Linked DNA regions of Homo sapiens: regions 2 and 3 are each linked to region 1. The links are chromatin contacts, found by Hi-C or POLR2A ChIA-PET in ENCODE. All regions are on one chromosome and are shown on one strand. The core of a region is the stretch at or near the end of the contact, and the rest is flanking DNA. Distances in the headings are between cores, read along the strand shown.

What was found. A loop is a pair of places that touch in the nucleus more often than their neighbours do. ChIA-PET counts read pairs that join two places held with the same protein, here RNA polymerase II (POLR2A). Pooled maps may share reads with other maps.
Region 2: a loop to region 1 is called in a map with no recorded cell type, with 5 times the contacts of the local background. The contact joins two enhancer-like sites. A Hi-C loop is called at or near these places in 6 of 168 maps with a recorded cell type or tissue (K562, head of caudate nucleus, lower leg skin and 3 more), 5 of 37 single-sample maps with no recorded cell type and 7 of 50 pooled maps. POLR2A ChIA-PET finds 5 or more read pairs at or near these places in 2 of 52 experiments (activated B cell and activated T-cell).
Region 3: a loop to region 1 is called in a map of spleen, with 3 times the contacts of the local background. The contact joins two enhancer-like sites. A Hi-C loop is called at or near these places in 85 of 168 maps with a recorded cell type or tissue (A673, B cell, CD14-positive monocyte and 51 more), 37 of 37 single-sample maps with no recorded cell type and 47 of 50 pooled maps. POLR2A ChIA-PET finds 5 or more read pairs at or near these places in 2 of 52 experiments (OCI-LY7 and Panc1).

What each region holds. Positions count from the first base shown.
Region 1 is chr18:79,524,841-79,529,146 of GRCh38, forward strand. NFATC1 (nuclear factor of activated T cells 1) reads left to right here. Exons shown (of 10, transcript NM_001278669.2): 10 at 2,688-4,306. The coding sequence ends at 2,737. Among named protein-coding and RNA genes, the nearest start is that of NFATC1, 130 kb to the left of the region's middle. Within about 2 kb of position 2,996, at least 2 of the 41 ENCODE cell types and tissues checked have a DNase peak (open chromatin) inside an H3K27ac peak, as active enhancers do; they include spleen, where a contact is called at or near this core.
Region 2 is chr18:79,623,328-79,627,238 of GRCh38, forward strand. No RefSeq gene overlaps it. Among named protein-coding and RNA genes, the nearest start is that of CTDP1-DT, 54 kb to the right of the region's middle. RefSeq lists enhancers at 2,914-3,413, 3,562-3,911. Within about 2 kb of position 1,969, at least 4 of the 41 ENCODE cell types and tissues checked have a DNase peak (open chromatin) inside an H3K27ac peak, as active enhancers do.
Region 3 is chr18:79,640,478-79,644,739 of GRCh38, forward strand. It overlaps CTDP1-DT (CTDP1 divergent transcript), which reads right to left. Exons shown (of 5, transcript NR_136643.1): 3 at 1,394-1,662; 4 at 691-822. Among named protein-coding and RNA genes, the nearest start is that of CTDP1-DT, 37 kb to the right of the region's middle. Within about 2 kb of position 2,739, at least 5 of the 41 ENCODE cell types and tissues checked have a DNase peak (open chromatin) inside an H3K27ac peak, as active enhancers do; they include spleen, where a contact is called at or near this core.

The sequences.
Region 1 (4,306 bases), core at 1,746-4,245:
TCCCTTTCACCCTCAGCGACGCGCCCTCCTGTGCCCGCGGGGAACAAGACGGCTCTCGGCGGCCATGCAGGCGGCCTGTCCCACGAACACGATGGAGACCTCAGACGCCGTCCCCACCCTGTCACTGTCACCATCACCCATCCTGTCCCCTCACGCCTCCCCACATCCCATCATTACTACCCCTCAGGCCTCCCCACGTCCCACCGTCGTTACCCCTCAGTCCTCCCCACGTCCCACCGTCGTTACCCCTCAGGCCTCCCCACGTCCCACCGTCGTTACCCCTCAGTCCTCCCCACGTCCCACCGTCGTTACCCCTCAGTCCTCCCCACGTCCCACCGTCGTTACCCCTCAGTCCTCCCCACGTCCCACCGTCGTTACCCCTCAGTCCTCCCCACGTCCCACCGTCGTTACCCCTCAGTCCTCCCCACGTCCCACCGTCGTTACCTCTCAGTCCTCCCCACGTCCCACCGTCGTTACCCCTCAGTCCTCCCCACGTCCCACCGTCGTTACCCCTCAGGCCTCCCCACGTCCCACCGTCGTTACCCCTCAGTCCTCCCCACGTCCCACCGTCGTTACCTCTCAGTCCTCCCCACGTCCCACCGTCGTTACCCCTCAGTCCTCCCCACGTCCCACCGTTGTTACCCCTCAGGCCTCCCCACGTCCCACCGTCGTTACCCCTCAGTCCTCCCCACGTCCCACCGTCGTTACCTCTCAGGCCTCCCTCCTGTCCCTGTCGCTGTTACCCTTCAGGGTCCACTCATGGCTTCATTATTTCTTTGTAGTGTCCCCACCTTTCCCCTGTGTTGATCATTTAGGCCTCTTTCGTCCCCACAATCACTATTCTGACTGGAGTCCTTTCTTTTGGAGCTCCGCTGGCCAGGGTTGGATGAGGACCTGAGCCCAGTCTCTTCATGCATTGGGCAGCCTCCCTTCCCCCACAGGTGGGGCCTGTTCTGAGCTACCTGAACCCCCACCGTGTCTTCCTCCTGGGCAGGTGGCTCCTCCTGCCTCTTTGCAGACGTCTTTTGTAGCAAGGCTGAACCAGCGCAGTGGGAAAGGAGTTAACTGGTCTCGAATTCTGGGGCATCCCTGTCTCGTGCCACAGATGCCAAGCACAGCAGGGCACGGAGCTCCTGGGGGCCGCTGCACTCAGCAGCACAGTGGGCGGGAGGCCGCTGAGCAACCAGCAGCCTAGGGCATTTGGGTGGGGACGTGCGACCCCCACACAGAACAGAGCCGTCTTTCTCTCTGCGTTGTGCCGAGGCCCCGCAGCGCCGCCCGAGTGTCACGGAAAGTGCCTCTGGTGAGGAGCTGCCGTGCGCACTCTGGGACAAGTCAGGTCCTGCGTGCCAGTCCGGGAGCAGCCTGCGAGCACCTGGGCCCTGTCGTTATCCTCCTTAGTGTTTGTGAAGAGTCACACGGAGGGGCGGGAGCCCGGGCTCCTTCTGGTGCCTTCCACACTGGGGGCGGAGCCCTCTGCAGAGAGCCTGGCTCTGCGTCCTGTGGCTGAGTGCCAGGTCCCGTCTTGGGCAGGGCCCAGGATCAGCGTGGCTCTGAGCAGGGCCTGCGGGGAGCCCACGCGTGCCTGTGTCTTTACAGAGGCTGAGCTCCCACACGGGACAGAGTCGGGACCTTCTGTGGGCGCCATGTCAGGAGGTGCTGCTGGCGGGGCCGGGCATGTGGGGCACCTTTGCTTGCCTGGGTCTCTGGCCCCGCAGAGCCTTGGGCGAGCCAGCCTCGGGTGTGTGTTTGCAGCCAGGGTTCCTCCTGGAGCTCAGTGCCAGTGTGTCCTGTTATCAGTTCCCATGACACAATTCCTGGTTCTCCATCTGTGTTTTATTATTGTTATTCTTAAAAATAGTCGGGGGTTGTTGAAAGGGAATTTGGGGAAGGGAGTGGGGTGATGAAATGCACACTACTAATTGCTCCAGGAAGCCGCCCTGAGACAGGCCGGGGCCTTTGCAGAAACACGTGGGGCTTATCTGGGCTCTGGGCGCTCCAGCCCATGGCAGAGGGAAGCCCGGGCAGTTCCGTGACGTCAGCGCACGCCCCACCAGAACCTGGGAGGGAGATGGGACGTGGCGACAGTGCTGGTGGCACATCCCCTATCTCAGCGCCCATCAGGGCGGCCACAGCAGGAGGTGGGTGGGGCGGGGATGCATGCAGCTCACAAAGGCCCTAACAGTGCCGCTCGTTTCCTCTGCGTCTGCCAGAAGTCACAGGTGACGGGGAACGTCACTGGCCTGTGGGGGACTCAGGGACTCTGCCATCCAAAGGGAAATAAAAATCAGGAAGAGCCTGAGAGGGAGGCTCAGGCGACACTGGTGCTGACACCACAGAAGTGCTGGTGTGGACCTGTGGGTCGCTTGGTTCGTGGAGAGACAGCCACAGCATCTTCCCAGCATCGCGGCCGGCACCTGGCACCTGCACTTTGGCCGTCAGAGACGTGCTGGTACCGTGCTACGGACGAGGGCGGTCACTCTGGCGACCCCAGCTCTCTGCCGAGGCAGCCAGGCACTGGCTCACGACACTCATGGACCAGGGTGGGACCGAGGAGGAAATGTGGGTTCCTGGGGAGATGCCTTGTCACAGGCGTGAGCGTCACTGATGGAGAAGCAGGGCTGGGGGCGTTGCTTTGATGTTTATGGTATTTCTCTAATACTTTCTCAATTTTTCTTTTCTTACAGTAAATGAAATAATACGAAATGACCTCTCCAGCACGAGCACCCACTCCTAGTTGCCACATTGGAGCACTCAGTTCAGCAGGGGTATGCTGACTTCAGCAGACAAAGACTTTTGAATAAATAAACTGAACTCACACCTGGTACCACTCAGAACCTCCAACTGACTGAATGCCAGGAGCTGAACATTAATATGTGCAAAGATTGGCTCTCCAACAAGAAGGAAAGCAGGGAGGAAGGGAGACCACTGTGTCACCTGGAGGAGAAGTCATCTCATGACAACAGAAGGGAGGTGGCCGGGCTGAGCACGGGAGACCCACCGTGCAGGGGCCTTTCATGGGAACGGCCCACACGCAGTTTGACCCCACGCCCAGCCCTTCTGGCACCCCTGGGGTTCAATACTGGAAGTGCCTTATTTAACCAGACCATCAGGGCATCATAGAATTGAGCATTGAATTTGCTACTGTAGGAGTATTTTTAGGAGCAGAAACTGCAAACACATTTCATTGTGAGGTTTTACCCTCTGTATGAATGAAGAGAACGCTGGAAGGCTGCGAGAGGACTCTAGTATGAGTCTCCAACATTTGGAACGTTTCCTGGGCTGTCACGTACACTCCTGCTGCCTTACACAGTGCATTTTAGAATCTTCCAGTCTGTCATCTCAGCTCTTTTGTAACATGCTTCCCTTGTCTGCGCGGTTGAAACCGTAGGCTTGTTCATAGTCGCATGCTCGCATCTTTGTTTTTAATCTGGCTTCGAACATAGCACAAGTAACTTGAATAGCACATCAATAGGTTACTGGACAAAAGCAGAAAAACCTGTTACAGGATAGCCTGCATTTGCATGTGTGTACATATCTAGGCATCTATTTATGTATAAATAATAACAGAGCCGACGTGTCCTCGCCCAGGAGGGCTTCCCTGTCAGCAATAACCGGCATCCGTTTTGGAACCTGCGTCTGGGGCTCCAGTCGCTGCTCTTGCTGGCGTCCATCGCCGCCTCGGACGGCCGTGCATTTTCTCGTCTCACGCAGTTCGAGGAGGACCCTAGAAAGCCAGGAGCTGTGATTGACAGTAGCTGTAGGTTACCAGACGGCAACATTAGAAAGTGATTGTAAATAACATGCAACCTAAGTGTAATATATTTGTTCAGTTATAAGATGATTGTTTCACAGAAGCCTTACCACTCTCTGCTTCATCTAAGAAAACCAATACCAAAAACGCCACTTTAATGCTCAGCCCTGCGTTGTGTGTTTTCAGATGAGTTACTGTTAACAGGTAGGTTTGTGTAGGCCTTGCTGGGCACTCTGTACAATTAGTTGCTTATTACGTATGATTACTCACAGCGATCTATTGTTCCATATAACCAAAAAGCATGGTTTATTCATTGAAACACGGTTGACCTGAACTCGTGCCTTAGGAATTAATGCCCCCTTATGGAACCTGCCTGAATTGCACCTGCGGGTGGAGGCTCCGGCTGTGAAGTCACTGAACAGAACGTCGCTGATGGAGAAAGGGCTCCCGCAGAAGGAACGGCCTGTACCGTGCGCTCCGGCACAATCGCGTCTCTTGTGTCTCACTCACGGAAAGAAACAACCTGAAGGCCATCCCGTCGGTCTGCACGTA
Region 2 (3,911 bases), core at 719-3,218, 97 kb after region 1:
ATATTGGGCCAAGGTGTATATAGTAGGTAATAGAGGGGCTCCTGCACACACGGGGCCGAGGTGTATACAGTAGGTAATAGAGGGGCTCCTGCAGATGTGGGGCTGAGGTGTATATAGTAGGTAATAGAGGGGCTCCTGCAGACACCGGGCTGAGGTGTATACAGTAGGTAATAGGCTCCTGCAGACACGGGGCTGAGGTGTATACAGTAGGTAATAGAGGGGCTCCTGCAGACACGGGGCTGAGGTGTATACAGTAGGTAATAGAGGGGCTCCTGCAGACACGGGACTGAGGTGTATACAGTAGGTAATAGAGGGGCTCCAGCAGACACGGGGCTGAGGTGTATACAGTAGGTAATAGAGAGGCTCCTGCAGACACGGGGCTGAGGTGTATACAGTAGGTAATAGAGGGGCTCCTGCAGACACGGGGCTGAGGTGTATACAGTAGGTAATAGAGAGGCTCCTGCAGACACGGGCTGAGCTGTGTACAGTAGGTAATAGAGAGGCTCCTGCAGACACGGGGCTGAGGTGTGTACAGTAGGTAATAGAGGGGCTCCTGCAGACGTGGGGCCGAGGTGTATACAGTAGGTAATAGGCTCCTGCAGACACGGGGCTGAGGTGTGTACAGTAGGTAATAGAGGGGCCCCTGCAGACATGGGGCTGAGGTGTATACAGTAGGTAATAGGCTCCTGCAGACACTGGGCCAAGGTGTATACAGTAGGTAATAGAGGGGCTCCTGCAGACACGGGGCCAAGATGTATGCAGTAGGTAATAGGCTCCTGCAGACACAGGGCCGAGGTGTATACAGTAGGAAGCAGGAACTGCAGGACACCCTGGGGCTGATGACAGTCATTGGGCCACATTTCAGGGCCAGATTTTCTGGGATTTTTGGGGAGGATGAGCTACATGCCTGGCTTTATGGATTTAGTCCATGGAATTTGCAACATGATTTTCCACAAGTCATTGGCCCTGCCGTTTAGACGGAAGGTATTGATAAGTAATACATTATTTATAAGCTCCGCTCAAAGGTATTTTCACATCTTTCTAGTCCTGGTGGAGACATTGATTTTCCCTGAATATATGAACAGTGCTTAGATTTAACCCCGCTCCAAGCTTTGTGCCCTGGTGAAGCTGGCCGCTGCCACAGCTCCAGGGTGTCACACTGCACATGGTCTTCCCCACCTTCAATGGTCACTTGGGGCTGGAGATGTGGCCTAACACTAGCCCAGTCTGACTCGCCTCCAGGCTCTGGCTTCTGGCACCTGGACAAGGAGACCCTCACTTTCATGGTCCCAAGGCACTGTCAGAAACCACTTTGTGGTGTCAGGAAGAACCAGTCTCAAGATAATGCAGAACAGGGAGATTAAAACAAGACCACGTGGTTGGTGACATCACTGAGCTGCTGGGTCAAACCATCGCTGAAGCCTTCTCTTCTGGATGTCAGCTACAGAAGCCAATAGACCCCCTTTGTTACATTATTATTTAAGTGAGTTTGAATTGTCAGCAATCTGACTGATACAGCTCAGTGAAAGTTGAAAGTTATAGTGTAATTTCCTAACACCTTGAAAATCCTGCCTAGGCTAAAGGAAGCACTGAATGGTGTCTTCTAAGGGAAGTCCTGCTGTATGGCTTGTAAAGATTGGCTATTCGCAGGTTCCTGCGAGGAGGAATTTCACTGACACCACTGTTGCGGCACTTATTTTTCTGTGCATAAAGACTACTAATTTAGGACTTTATATCCACCACAGAAAAGTCAATTTTATGAGACTGGTTCCTTTTTAAAGCCTACCTCTCTGCAGTAAGAGACTATTTAATAATGACAACAACAATATGCTTGTGAGAGCAAACGAGGGTTGCAGCTCCAATTCAAGAGGCCAACCATGGCTAATCTTGAAGATTTTCACTCATTAGCTTTTTAAGGAGCTGTTAACTGCAAACGTGGGACTCAGAGCTTCGGGGACTTTCCGTGTTGAGTGTTCCGCCAGCAGTGCTTGCATGTCTCAGCAGCACAGAGCTATTTCTGGGGAAAGCAGAAATAATAAACTCACTGAAAATACCCATGATTGATCCAAGCTTCCTCTTTCAAAGAAAAACCGGAAGTTCCTCCTTCCGTATTCTTGTGGAAAGCTTTGCAGGTGCAGGGCCATGCGGCCGGGGAGACTGGGGAGCAGCCCTCCTGCCGCTGACGGGTCAGGCCGGCTCCGTGAGTGATTAATTCCCAGGTCACATTTCTGTCCACAGCTGGGAGACGATGATTAAAACTTGAGTGTGTTTATTCCTTTGCATTGGAACTTGAAAACATCAATTTTTATTTCTTGGATAAGTAATCAGAAAAGTAAAACAAGATGAAAGAAAGGAGAGTTTGTGCTACGGACACAGTCAAAGACGTAGAAAGGCACAGTCCTGGAAGGAGTGTGGGAGCAGCTTGAGAGCAGATGGACGGAAAGAGCCACAGTGGAGGCAGCCCAGAGACACCTGGAGATTAGGGGCACGTGGCCCAGGCCACATTTCAAACCACAGGCAAGAGAATGGCTGATTTGATCCCTGGAATAGAGACCATTTTGGAAAGTTAATTTGGAAGCCTGTAAGATGCAAATTCCAAGCAGATTAAAGTTTGTAGTGATGGGGTTTTCTGTAGACAGACTTTTTCTAGATGTCCAAAGAGCTGATCGGGCACGGGGCTCCTGATCCGCCTGCCGGGCTCCACGGGAAGAGCCTCAAGGTTCCATTCGGTGCTGAGGCCGAGCCACACTTGCCTCTGGAGGGGCTCATCGCCGGCTGCATCTGCAGGCTGCTCTTGCAACGCCCTCACTGCAAAATGCAAAGAAGATCCACTCCATGTCCTGTCCAGCTGCCTCCGTGTCTAGAAAGGGGCCTGTCCACTTCATGTCTGAGTGACAGGGGCCTGCCCCTGACAACACAGCGGCCCGCATGCCACTGAGGAAAAGCTTCAGCGAGAACAGAGACACGTACAGGGTGCTGCCCAGAGGGGAACTCGGCTCCTGCAGGAAGGGCTGGTGGGACGGCTGCCGGGGCGTTTTGGAACATAAGCCACTCTGCGTGCGTCCCACACAAGCAATTTCTGCTGCAGCAAAGCACAGCCCTTCTCTAAGCAGGGCAACGCCGGCCACCCTCCTCCCTGCCACTCAGGCCCCGGCTCTCAGCCCAGCCACACACGCTGCAAACCCGTGGATGACATTTCCCCTTGCTTCAAACCTCCATCCCACTTTCTGGTTTTATTTTATTTTATGCATTTTATTCTATGTGATCTATTTGCAATCTGTTCTGGAACTAGGCCAGATTTTAATCAATTAACAAATCGGCTGCTTTAGAGTCTGGCAACCCCAACTTACCAGAGTCATTTCCAGGTGGATAAAGCCCCCAGGTACAGGGATTTGGGGAGAGATTTTGCAACGTTCTGTAGAAGTAATGTTTTTTACACTAACTTGTTAATTACAGAAGATCAGCACAGAATCTGAAACAGATCAATAGGAATCAGAGAACGCCCACGCTGCAGCTGCTGCCCCCAGCCCACGCCACTGCCGTGGGGCAGAGCCGCTGTCCGAGCGTTCAGTCTAACCGATCTCGCTTCCTCCAGAGCTCTCCACCCACCTCCAGAATCTGCACCGAGAGCAGCCTGTGTTTAAGGACTCTGATGGACAGACGGCGGAGTGGACGTCCCACCCTCACGAGGGAGGCCGCCGGACACATCACCGGGCCACTGCGCCCAGCTGGCCCTGCAGAGGCGCTGCAGGAACTCAGGCACGCTTGATTTGAGAGCAGCAAGCACAGAGACGCCCGTTTGTCACATCCAAATAAGCAGGTGTCAGTCTTCCTGCCCGACTCCCAAATCAGGGCCAGAGCCTGCTCTCTTCAGCTTGAAGTGAGTCAGCCCGGGGCTAGCGAGCAAGCTG
Region 3 (4,262 bases), core at 1,489-3,988, 120 kb after region 1:
ACGGGGCTCTTTCCTGAGGAGGGCTCTGCGTGTGGCCACAGTGGTGGGCAAAGCTGGGGCAGGGACTCCAGGTGCAGCTGCCTCAAGGGTCCTCCCTGCAGCGTCTGAGGCACAGGCTGGGGTTGCGTTCTGAGCCTGCGTGACGTCAGCCACACTCACTTTGGCTCTGGGATTCCTCCTTCCCATTCAAAAAGGAGGATCCAAACAAAAACCCACACATCTGTATCCTTGTGACTGCAGAGTATCAGGGCACCTCCGGAGAAACTGGGGGCCCCGAAGAGCCCCCCAGATGCCCATGTAGATGCCCCCCAGATGCCCACCACACCCTCCTCCCGTAACAAGTAGCCACAGTGAAACTTTCCAAATCCCCAAATAAAGCCGCAGTGCGGAGCGAGTCCTGCCCGGAATGGTGGGCTCCTCTGCTGTATTCTTAAAATTGAGGTAAAACATAAATAACATAAAATGTGCCATTTTAACCATTTGTAAGGGCACGGTCCAGAGGGCTAAGCACATTCACGATGTTCTGTGCAGTCCTCACCACCGACCGTCTCCAGCACTTTCTCATCCTCCCAACCTGAAGCTCTGTCCCCGTGAAATGCTCACTCCCCTGCCCCGGCCCCCGGCACCCCCACCTGCTTTCTGTCTCTATGGACCTGTGGACTCCAGGGACCTCCTGTGAGTGAGACTCACACGTGATTGTCTTTACTGGGCATGATGTCCCCAAGATTCATCCATGGTATAGCCTGAGTCAGATTTTCCTTCCTTGTCCAAAGCTGAATATTCCACTGTAGGACGGATCACGTTGTGTGGGTTCATTCCGCCCTGGATAGACACGTAGGTGGTGTGTGCCTTTTGGCTTTTGTGAACAAAGTTGCTGTGAACATGGGGGTGTAGGTGCTTCTTCGATATCCTGATTTCAATTATTTTGGGCCTATGCTCAGCCTTCACTGTATTTTAACATGATTTTATCTTTCTTTAAGCGACTTTTTACATACGTCCATAAAATTTTAACTTGTTTAGTTGAGCGGTAACTGTAATTACAGTGGACCCTTGAGGAATGCAGGTTTAAACTACATGGGTACATTTATTAAGCCAGTAGTTTGCACATGGCAGGTCCTCCTGGCTGCAGGGACTGAGTGTGGGGACTGGTCCCATATTCGAGGTTCTGGGACGCGTCCCCCAGGGACATCAAGGGACGGACAACTGTGCCATTTTTCATATTTGCCACCAGCACCATCTCTAACTGGGTTTTCTGCTAATCAACGCCCCTGATTGTCAGGAGGAGAGGAGACCGGGCAGTGAGGCCCCAGTGCAGACCCCGGGCAGGCTGGGCTCACTTTAGCCTCCCCAGGCTCCCTCCCAGCCTCCTGGCCTCGGGTTCCAGGCCTCTTACCATGAGGACGATGACAGGCCCGGAGCTCCCGTTCTGATTTAAAACTGCGGACCCAGCCGAGACCCTGCAGGGCCTCCAGCCCCACCTGCTCCTTCCAAGCCCGGTCTCAGCCCGGTCAGCGCCGCCCCCTCCGCCCTGAGGAGGAACCTGGCCCTTCGGAAGTCTTCCACTGTGTTCTCTGGGGAAACCACGGCGCCTCTCTTGCCAAAGCCTGGTTCCTTCTCTCCCTCTTTACCAGGCTGGGTTTTGCCGGCATTGTCTGTCGGATGCTATGGAGATGGGAAAATGAATTTCATCTTTCATCTTGCACACACCTGTCTGAAGGCCCAATGTTGCCCTGGTGTGGGGACAGCGAGGGGCAAACTCGAGAAGCCCCTGTGGACGCACAGGTGGCCTCGTGACACCCCCAGGGGAGGCGCCCCAGACCCCCCCCCCCCGCCCGACGCCAGAACCCACGGGGCGGGGCCTCGCCTGGAATGGGGCATCCTCTCTAGAGGACTTGGGATACCTCGAACTATGCAATGCGGTGTAAATACTGTTTACACGGTATTTTATTGGGTTTTTTTTATTGTTGTATTGTGATTTTTCTTCCCCTCTGGGGTTGGTGGAACCCTCAGTTGCAAACAGGAATGCAGAGGTGGATGGTGGTTCCACGATTTGGAAATCATGAAAGACTACAGAGTCCTGCCAGCTTCTTGGTAGAACTTTGTTTTTTATAAGCTCGATAGAAGATCTTATTAGCTTGATGATTCTTTGAGACCAGGTGCTATTCTTATCTAATTTATTTATTCATTTATTTCCTCAACAAATATTTCTTAAATGACTTTTATATTCTCCCCCAAGCATCTTAAGCAGATGCTTAATAATAGGAAATAACACTCCCTTTATACAATAACATTACGCAACGCCATCATTTGTTCTCATAAAGGCAATTAGTGCATGAATTTCCACCCCCACCCTCAAAAAATTGCAACACTGTGTGCGGTGGAGAAATCCTGGGCTGTCTCAGGTTTCCTCACTCCACACTCTCCCCAAGACAAAGTGGGTAGTTACCGCGCTAGAAGGTGGCCAAGAGCATGTGAGTCTACAGGCAAGTACCTTACTCTCCTGGGGTGAAAATAATTCGGAGAAAGTAGAATATATGAAAAGAAAGTGTGGAGTTAAAGAACCAAAGCTCACAGACCATCTCCCCAGTAACCAGAGTTACTTAAATGCTTTGAATGCCACTTCTCTCATCTAGAAAATAGGGGTGAGGCCTCTAACTTCCCAGGACTGCCGCCCACGTCAAACCCTACCCCGAGCATGTGAAGCCTCTGAGGCCTGCGATTTTGGCTGACAGAGGCACAGGCGGAGGCCAGGGCAGCGTGGGGAGCAGGAAGCCCCCGTGGCAGAACAAGAAGCTCCCCGTGGGGGAACAGGAACCCAAGCCCCATGGGGGAACAGGAAGCAGGTGAACTTGCTGCCTCCCCTCCCAGCTGGTGCGTCCCCAGCAGACAGAGGCCCCAAAACACCGAGTGACTCAACCTACAATCAGGCTTGTTTCCAAAACCTTGATTTCCAGGTTTCAAAATTGTAAGCTAAGCCCCGTCCATGGCCATGTGCCGCCCAAAGACCCCCCTCAGCCCCTCAGCCTGTATTCTTGCCCCCATAACTGCAAGCACTGCCCGGGATGGCCAGTTCCATAAAGAGCCAGCTTCCTGATTGCATTATCCGAGGACGAACCTCCCCAGGACTGAGGAGTTCGTCCCCCGCGGCTGATCACACAAATGGATCAAGGGCCTCCTGCTTGGAGGCCGGAGGGGAGAGCAGGTGAGACAGAGTCATCGATTCCCAGGCAACGTGGAGCACACATCTGCGCCTGGAAGGGGGCTGTCCCATTCTCGTGGAAGTCAAGGGATTTTTACTTCATCCTCCCACAGGCATCCTTCCTGCGCTGTTTCAGAGCCTAGAAGCTGGGGTGCCCCACAGGACTTGGCCATGTCTGCACCTCAACCGACAGTCACTTAATATGTTTCTCGAATTAATTTTAAATGTAATTTTGCTTTTCCACTTAGGCTCATTGTAAGTAAAACGAGTGACATCATGGACTAATGTGCCTGTTATATTACTCTCTGTAACACATTCGAATTAATGTATAATAATACGTAAGAAATAACTAGTAAAATAAAGAACGTGTGTGCACATTCTTCCTAAAGAGCCTCTCTTGCACGGACAGGACTAGGCATAAGGTATTTGGGGAAACTGTCTCGCGAGAAGTGAGGGGCGGAGGCAGGTGTCCGGAGGCCTGCAGGTGCCACGGGGCTGAGGCCGGCCTCCTGCGCGGAGTCCCTCCCTCTGACCTCCCCGGGGTGCGAGCCCCACCTGCAAGGCGGTGGAGAGACGTCTCCATCTAGTGGCCGCCTGCTTCCATTACACTGGGAAGCAAGTTCCTGACCCTGAGGGTCCCGGGTTCCTTTTGGTGATGAAAACCCTCCGGAACTGAATAGCGGTAATGGCTGCACAACCTTGTAAATATACTAAAAACCCCTGAATTGGGCATTTTAAAGGCATGAATTATATGGTACGAGTTATATCTCCATTTTTAAGAGAACTTTTGTGAAAGGTTTCAATATATGAGCAGAAAAACCTTGTTCACGTCTTCTTATGGTGAAATGAAAGCATCTGAAGCACAGTGAGTGTGTCTTTTTTACTTTGTCCAGAAACATGAAGTTTAAAACATCCAGGGACCACAAGTCTTCGAGATAGAAATGTTTCATTTGTGCTTTTCTGTAAGCCACAGCTATAGTTACTACTGAATACCATTCTTCCAGGACCCTTTTATCTGATATTCTAATAAGTTGTTTCTTTTTAAAGGCACTTCTCCCTAAAA